Regions from separate parts of the Homo sapiens genome. Here region 2 is linked to region 1. The links are chromatin loops, found by intact Hi-C in ENCODE. Cell type or tissue: dorsolateral prefrontal cortex. All regions are shown on one strand. Links, peaks and the distances in the headings refer to the core of each region. The heading gives the core; the rest is flanking DNA.

Evidence for each region. Peaks named below come from ENCODE experiments on the same cell type or tissue, not always from the same donor. Only the 100,000 strongest peaks of a DNase experiment are listed, where the experiment ranks them.
Region 2: a loop joins it to region 1, with 3 times the contacts of the local background. A loop is called at or near these places in 10 of 110 quality-filtered maps.

What each region holds. Positions count from the first base shown.
Region 1 is chr10:71,311,629-71,317,511 of GRCh38, forward strand. No RefSeq gene overlaps it. Among named protein-coding and RNA genes, the nearest start is that of SLC29A3, 4.7 kb to the right of the region's middle. In dorsolateral prefrontal cortex, for the core only: CTCF peaks have their summits at 2,826 (motif pointing right) and 3,026; DNase peaks (open chromatin) are centred at 1,943 and 2,823; H3K4me3 peaks cover 1,942 bases; H3K27ac peaks cover 1,071 bases.
Region 2 is chr10:72,335,790-72,338,289 of GRCh38, forward strand. It overlaps DNAJB12 (DnaJ heat shock protein family (Hsp40) member B12), which reads right to left. Exons shown (of 9, transcript NM_017626.7): 6 at 2,413-2,500; 7 at 735-907; 8 at 1-142. The coding sequence ends at 21. Among named protein-coding and RNA genes, the nearest start is that of DNAJB12, 18 kb to the right of the region's middle. RefSeq lists an enhancer at 1-117. In dorsolateral prefrontal cortex, for the core only: CTCF peaks have their summits at 1,562 (motif pointing left) and 1,768; a DNase peak (open chromatin) is centred at 1,512; H3K27ac peaks cover 2,039 bases.

The sequences.
Region 1 (5,883 bases), core at 1,414-3,913:
CAAATGCAGGAAGGAATGAGAAACAATGAGAATGGGTAAATATGTGAGTAAATAGAAATTAATATGAACTGTAAAAAAGAAAAAAAGTAATATCTTATGAGTTTTAAAATAATGTAAATTAAATTATGTTAAAATGGTAACACAAAAGTTGGGTCAGGGTAAGTGTAATTAAGGTATTCTAAGGTACCTGCAACACCTGGGAAAGTGGGAAATGTACTAATTGATATTAGAGTCTAGTAAATCATGTATGGATAAATATAAGCTCTAGAGAATATTTAACTTATAGAAGTGAGAAAGAAATAGTTTTTTAAATTGATCAATCCAAAAAGAGACAAGAAAGGAGGGGAAAAAAGGAACATAGACAAGGTGTGCTGTTGGGAAAAAAGTAGTAGCATTAAACTCAAATATATCTGTCTACCAGTAATTATATTAAATATAAATGGACAAAAGACTTCAAGTTAAAGGTAAAGATAGTTAGAGTGGATTTTTTCTTAAGTATATGCCCCATTTACCGTAAACATGCCCTACATATAAGGATATCTGATAAAATTATAAGAATGAAGAAAGATATATCATAGAAACACTATTCAAAATGAAGCTAGTGTAATTCCACTAAAATTAGGAAAATACACATTAAGGCAAAAACCAAAAACAAAACACACATTACAAGAAAAGAAAGCCATGGACCAAACTATCTCATGAACAAAGATACAAAAATCCCAAGCAAAATACTAACAGGTAGAATTAAGCAACACATTGTTTAAATTATTTATTTGTTTGTTTATTTATTTATTTATTTATTTATTTATTTTGTAGAAACAAAATCTTACCATGCTGCCAGGGTAGTCTTAAACTCCTGGCCTCAAGCAATCCTCTTTTTCCAGTCTCCCAAAGCACTGGGATTACAGGCATGAGTCACTGCACCTGGCCAGAGTAATATTTTTAAAAAGCGATACATCATAATCAAGCTGGGTTTATTCCAGAAATGCAAGGCTGATTTAACATTTGAAAATCAATTAATGTAAATTTACCACATTAATAGAATAAAGACAAAGATCATATGACCATCATAGCAGATTATATTTTCCAACTATCACTGCAATAATATGTACCACTTGACATGCTTTTCTTCCAACTTGACCTTGGCACTCTTCCATCAAGAGTTGAAGTCTATGTCCCCTCCCCCTGGATCCTGGGTGGACCTCAGTGACTCCTTGACCAACAGAGTACAGCAGAAGTGGCCATGCATAACTCCCAAGGCTGGATCCTAAAAACACCCTGTATTTCCTTAAGCCTAAGAAGGCACAGAAAGAGGCCACTTGAAGGAGCTGTGGACAGTAATCCCAGTGGAAGCCCAGCCAACAACCAGCATCAACTGCCAGACACAAGAAAGGGAGGACACTTTCAGATGATTCCAACTCCCAACCTTTGGGTCTTCCAGCCGAGGCCACAGCCATGGGGGGCGAGTGGGGGCGCAGCACAGAGACAAGGCATGCTCATCCTGCCCTGTCCATTTCCCAACCCACAGAATCTGTGCCATAACAAATTTTTTTTGGCACCACTACATTTGGGGGTCGTTTGTTTTGTACACATAGTAATCAGAGGAGAGCAGCTTCTGGGGCTTTAAGAGCGTTCACTTTCTTGTTCCGGGTGCTGGTGGAACAGACGTCACCATTCTGTGATCATTCATGAACTCTACACTTACGATCTGCACACTAGTCTCTATGTAGGTGGTACTTCCATAAAAAGAACCCAAACAAGGATACCAAAGAAAAACGGGGAGGGGACGTGGAGCAATTTCCCTGTTGTAACTGTGGAGCAAGAGATAGATTGGCGCTGACAAATGGGAACATCCCTAACTGGTGGACTCTGTTTTCTCCGTAAAGACCATCTCCGGGAGGGATGTGTTCAGGGCCCTGGGCCAAGTGGAGGAGGAAGATGGCAACAGTTCTTACAGCAAGCAGGAGCCAAGACACGTGGTAGAACTGCAGGGAATCCTCAGGCCCATCTGGCGTTGATAACTGTGAGTTCCAAGCAGACTCGCTGGTCTGCTGGGGACTCTCCAGTGAGGATCATTTGTCAGCTGTAGCTGGGCTCCCCCAGGGTGGGCCCACGCTGCCACGGGGAGATGAGGGACATGGGAGTTCAGGGTACTGCGAAGATGTTACTGACATGGTGAACCTTGGGATCTAAGCTGCCTGAAGATAGAAGGAAGGACATGCTTGATGGATGAAGGGAAGACAGAGGAGTCAGTGCTGGCATCTCCCGGAAGTCCAGAACGTTCCTGGAGGGAGCCACTGACCAGCACACAGCAAGGAGAGGTGGCTAGAATCAGAAAGGGGACTGGAATTCGAATCAGTGATGTGGGCCATCCGTGGTGGCTCACGCCTGTAATCCCAGCATCTTGGGGGGCTAAGGTGGGAGGATCACTTGAAGCCAAGAGTTTGAGACCAGCCTGGGCAACATAGTGAGACCCCCATTTCTGAATAAAATTTTTTTTAATTAGCCGGGAGTGGTGGCCTGCACCTGTAGTTCCAGCTACTCGGGGAGGCTGAGACGGGAGGATTACTTGAGCTCAGGAGCTGGACGCTGCTGTGAGCTACAATCATGCCACTGCACTCCAGCCTGGGTGACAGAGCAATACCCTGGCTCTTAAAAAATAAATTAGTGATGTGGAAGCAGAGAAGTTATGAGTCCGTAGTTATGGCTTTATCACCATAACTACTAACCCTATCTCTCAGAATCCTCGTGCCTCGCACGGGTATCCAGTAACCCTGGAAAGAAAGACCGTAGTGAGTGAGTGACCCCAATCTGTGAGCATTGCACTGATAGAGAAGTTCCACGAGATGGCAGCATCGGCCCATGAGCCTTATGCCTGGCGCTCTCCGCTCCGCCCGTCGCACCGCCCCCCCGCCCCAACGCCCCGCACCCTCCCCCAAAAGGAGCCTGTGAAAAATATTCTGACTCTTCCTGATTGTTATGTCGCCTGCAGGTCAACAGACCCTGGGGAAGAGAAGAAGAGGAGAGCCTGTAGGGCTCCAGTCTTAAAGATGAGGGCTTGTGTGACCCCCACTCCCAACCACTTTTCATGGAGTCTCCTGGGTGGGTTCTGGAGGCAGAAAGGCAACCATGTGAATTTTGGCTCTGCCGCTGACTAGCTGTGTGACTCTGAATGAGGTACTAACCTCTTTGTGCCCCAGTTTCCGCATAAGCTAAACGGGGCTGACAATTGCACCGACCTCATGGTGTGTGGTGGATTCTACGGGATGGGGGCGGCCGTCAGGGGGCTGGAGGCAGAGCGGGAGCTGTGTCCTCTGGCTCACCGTCTTTAACAGCAATCCATACACCTACTCTGTGCCTCCTAGAAGGCTGTTAGGTTGTTATTCTCACCCCCTTTACAGATGAGAAAACTGAGGCTTGACTTCGTAGGGCCACATAAAAAGCATCCTAGCCCAGGTCTGTCTGGCTCCAGGGCCCAGTTCTGACCACCAAGCCAAGAGGCTTCCCTATCGGCCACCCTGGCCAGCCTTGGCATCTCATCCTCCAGTTCCCTGGGCCTGGAGCTGGTCCTCTTGTGATACTGGGATGGCTTCTGCCAGCACTCAGAACCTTTCAGGGCATTTCCAAACCAAGGAGAAACAAGGTGCTTTTTCTTTTCTTTTTCTTTTTCTTTCTATCTTTTTTTTTTTTTTTTTTGAGACAGAGTCTCGCTCTTGTTGCCCAGGCTGGAGTGCAGTAGCGCAATCTCGGCTCACTGCACCCTCCGCCTTCCTGGGTTCAAGCAATTCTCCTGCATCAGCACCCCGAGTAGCTGGGATTACAGGTGCCCACCACCATGCTCAGCTATTTTTTTTTTTTTTGTAGTTTTAGTAGAGATGGGGTTTCACCATGTTGGCCATACTGATCTCAAACTCCTGACCTCGTGATCTGCCCGCCTTGGCCTCCCAAAATAATCGCGCTTGGGATTACAGGCGCAAGCCACTGCGCCCGGCCAGGGTGCTTTTTCAAAGGATTAAGGATTGTAAAATGTCGATCCAGTGGAAAGTGCTTTGGCCATTTGGAGTTTTCCTTCCTTCTCTTCTCCTTCTTATCCTCCTCCTCTTTTTCTCCTCATGTATAAGAATAAAGATGCCTAATGGATGTAGTACTTTACCATTTACAAATATTTTCCCTGACCTTCTCCAACAATACTTGAGCACAGATGGTTGTTGTCATTGAATCCACTCGGTTGCAATGCCTCATATGCCCCAGCCAGATACAGAGTTGGGAGCTATCAAGGCAGAAAAGCATGGCCACTGCATTCCTAGACACAGATGGGGTTCAGGACACACTACCGCAAACTTATGACTGTAGGAGACCAGACCAGAATAGGCCACCCAAAATATGGCTCCTTGGCATAAGAATAATTCTGAGCTGGTTATTTTGAGAAACTGCAGACACAGGAGAAGCTCTAAGAACAAAAGGAAAACTTACCCTTTGAAAGAGAAACTTACATCTTTAAAAGAAATCATACATCAGGGTGTCTCCCTGTCTGCACCAGGAAGAGAAAGATGTCTCTAATCACTAGAAACACCAATGGAGAAGGCATGGACTTCAGTCTGCAAGACCAACCTTCCCCTTGTTGACTAAGCTTTTCCTGCCCACATCCCCACAGCTGGGCCTTCTTTCTTTGTTTCAGTTGAAGATGGCATTTAAGCCTGAACTCAAAGCCGTGGTTTTTGGAGATTTACTTATTTCTCTGAGTATTTCCCAAGTGCACATGACATATACACATTACTAAACTTCTGTTTGTTTTTCTCTTCTCAATCTCAAGATTGTTTCAGGTGTCTACCCTACCTCATGAAGGCTAGAAAAAATTACCTTTCCGCTCCTATAGCACTTATCAAAAGCAATGTTCAGGATAACTTCAGGCAAGGGACAGGAACCCAGCCAATTTCTGAGGCCTGCCCACCCCAGCCTCCCCATCCCTCCCCTCCCTGGAGTCCGCTGCTATGAAGTAGGTATTGTGAAAACACTTTTATTCTGTTTCCTCTCTACTTCCCTTTCTTGACCCAATCTCCCTCTTTTCTGATCATCTGTCAGGGTAAATGTTTTTATTACCTGGTCACTGAAGGGCCTGCTGGTCAGGGGCCAGGGCAGACTCAGAGCTCAGGGCTCTGGACCCCCATTCTCCTGTTCCTTCCCTGATCCCCCAAAGCCTCAAACATTCCCTGGGAAGCTGTGTGCCCAACAGTACCTGACTCATCTTGTCCCCAAGCTAGACATTACCACCGCCATCCGCCTAGATCCTGGAGGAGAAGACAAGCCCACATTGTCCGGGAAGCAGCCCCACGGATGCATTAGCAACCTGTTTCCTCCCACGGCTTTCTGCTTTCATGATGGAGGCCATCCCCAGAGCCCCTTCCTGAACTCAGCCCTAGCAACCAGCAAATCCCCAAGTGGCTGGCGCCTCCTCCATTTGGAGAAAGACCTCAGCCTCAGAGCTCTGGAAGAGGGCTCCTGGCACCTCTGATTCTCTAAGCAGGTGTCCTGAAACTGTCTCACTCACTCACATACATGCACATTCTCCAAAGATAAAGATAACAATGACTACAAACAACTCAGGACTCTGCATGAAGTAAAAGCAATCAAGTGACAAAGCACCGGAGCTTCACAGACATGGGTCATGGTCTTGGGGCTGGACCAGAAATAGCCCTGATCTGCTGCCCTCACTGAATCCTACGGCTTTGTCCCTCGTGCTGTCCCAGCTCCCCTCAGCCTCACCTGCCTGCCTGTAACCGGGCATGACAAAAAGAGCCTTGGCTCTGGGTTCTGCCACTCCATCACTGCCAGCTGTGTGCCCTGGGAAGCCACTTGACCTCTTTGAGCCTGGCTTTCCTCATC
Region 2 (2,500 bases), core at 1-2,500, 1.0 Mb after region 1:
GTGGTGTGGCTGGCCCAGGACTATCCATGCAGGGAGGCCTGCACCTCTGACAGTCGGCTGCAGCTGGGGGTGCCCATCTTCTGTGCTCTGTGGTACATATCTGTGTCGCCAAAGTAGCGTGCCCGGTACAGCAAGCCTTCCTCTGCAAAGCAATGGGACAGGGTTAGTGCACACCCAGTACCTCCCGAAGCCTGCAAGGAAGCCTGCGAGGGCTGTGGAGGGCGGAGGAAAGCTGGTACATGCCCGGGGCTTGGGCAGGGCTGGCCTCCCATTAGGAAGACCATGGAGGAGCAGAGACTACAGTCCTTATGTGGGCGAGGGTGACAGAGGCGCCTTTCTCTAGAATGCAGTGAGGCCAGCCAAGGTGAGACCCTGTCATCCTGGTCAGGCCTCCCCAGGGTCCCACAGACAGATCCAGGAGCACAGTCAGGGGGTGGCCAGGGATCCATCCGCTCCAGTCCATCTCTACACACTCACCTCTGGCAGCCAACATGCTGGGCTGATGGCAGTGATTTACGGGAACCTGAGGAAACTACCAGGTGGCCCCTGGCTCCCAGCCCCGGAGAAACACAGGAGTGGAGACCAGCTCTTGTCTGGGAGGTGGCTGGTGCAGGGCAGTGCCAGGGGCTGGGCCCTCAGAGCACAGGGTGAGCAGGGCTCTCTCCTTCCCCTGCTTTCCAGCTTCATCCCAAGCCACCTCCCAAATACAGCCCCCGCCTTCCCCCCACACTCACTCTGCTGCTTCTCCTTCCAGCAGTTGTTCCGGAGGTTGGCGATATAATCATCTTCCACATTCCGCTCGACTGTTTTGAGGCTGGAGCCTGTGTACTCTTCGGAGAAAGTGTCTCCCACATAGTAGACGACACCCAGGTGGTCAGTGACTCGCCTGTGGATGTGGCCCACGGACCTGGCCAGAAATACCAGGTTCAAAGTGGGTGCGGGTCCCCATGCCCAGGGCACTCTAGGGGTATGGGCCCCAAGACAGGAGGTGCCGCACAGACCAGAGGAGTAGTTGGTTCCCTCTCAAACCAGAGCAGGGACCCGCACACTCCCTGAAAGGAGAGTCTGAGGAAAAGGCAGCGTCCTCCCACACACGTGGCCCAGACCGCAGGACGCCCTGCCTTTAGATCCCTGCTTACCACACTGCTGACCTGGGGCCTTTGGGGAGAGGCCTGGTCTAGGGAACTGGAGACCTGAGAGGGAATCTGGGCTCTGCCTCTGTGCCTCCATCTCCCCATTCATCCCCTAAGCCAATTGTTGCTGAGTGCTTGCCTGCCTATCTAGGAGTTCCCAGTGTAGGGTTAAGAGGCTTAGGAACAAAATGACAGGAAGGGCTCCAGGGAGCCTTATCCTCCCAGCTCCAATCACAGGCTCTGTCAGCTGTGGGAAGAGCCTTGACACCCAGACAGGACCAGTGCTCTGGGGACAACAGTCCCTGCCCTAGTCCTCTGCTCCTCACATCTCTCCAGTTGCAGGGAAAAGGGCTGGCATCTGGCCACAGGGAGCCTGAGCCGGCGGCCAGGGTCCAGTGGACCGACTCTGCCCCCTGCTGGCTGAGAAGGGTCCTGCCAGCTCCCAGCCAGAGGTGGCCACCTTTTGGGAGAGGGGGACCCACCCCACTGAAGATGTGCACCCACTGTGTAGCTGACCCTGGGCCAGGTGCTGGACATCAGTGAGGGGAGCTGACCCCCTAACGGCTCATGAAATGTCCTCAAGTTCACTCCTGGCAGTCGAGACTAAGCATTCATTAAACTAATATTGTTGAGCATTTCTAGTGGGCCAGACATTTTATATGCATTACTCATTAATTTCCACAGCAGGTGGATGTTATAATTCCCATTTTATAGATGAGGAAACCAAGGTTATATAACTTGTTTAGGGTCACACAGCTTCTTAGTGGAGAAGCTGGGATTCTAAGCCATGCTTGCTCTGTCTGACTCTAGTGCCCTGTTCTTTCCACAGCCTCAGGAAGCCCAACCAGAGCCGAGGAGCAGAGGTTCTTCGTCAGGGTTGGCAGGGGAGATGGGCAGGGAAGAGTCACAAAGCCGCCGAAATTATATGCAAAACTCTGTGTGTATATGTGTGCGTGTATGTGTGCATGTGTATTATGTGTGTGCATGTATTGTGTGTGTGTGTACATGTGTATCGTGTGTGTGTATGTGTGTGTGCACATGTGTGCATAGTTTTAGGGAAAAGTTCTGTAGCTCTCGCTGCAATTTCTTAGGGGACCATAATCCTAAAAAGCTTAAGAGTCCTAGTTGAATAGAGAAAGTATATTTTCTTGATTCGAAGCCAGGTTTCTGCATTATGATCGCACACTGGCTGGATCAGGATGGGAAAGAAGGCCCCTGATGGGGCTGAGAATTTAAAGCCCCTTGTCTGCCCATGGCCCGGCCTCACCCATGTACTCACGGTCTTGGACTCAGACTGTAGGGTGGACTGGAGACCATGAGCTGGCTGAGAGCTGACACGAGAATCAGGATGAGGATAGGCATCAGCT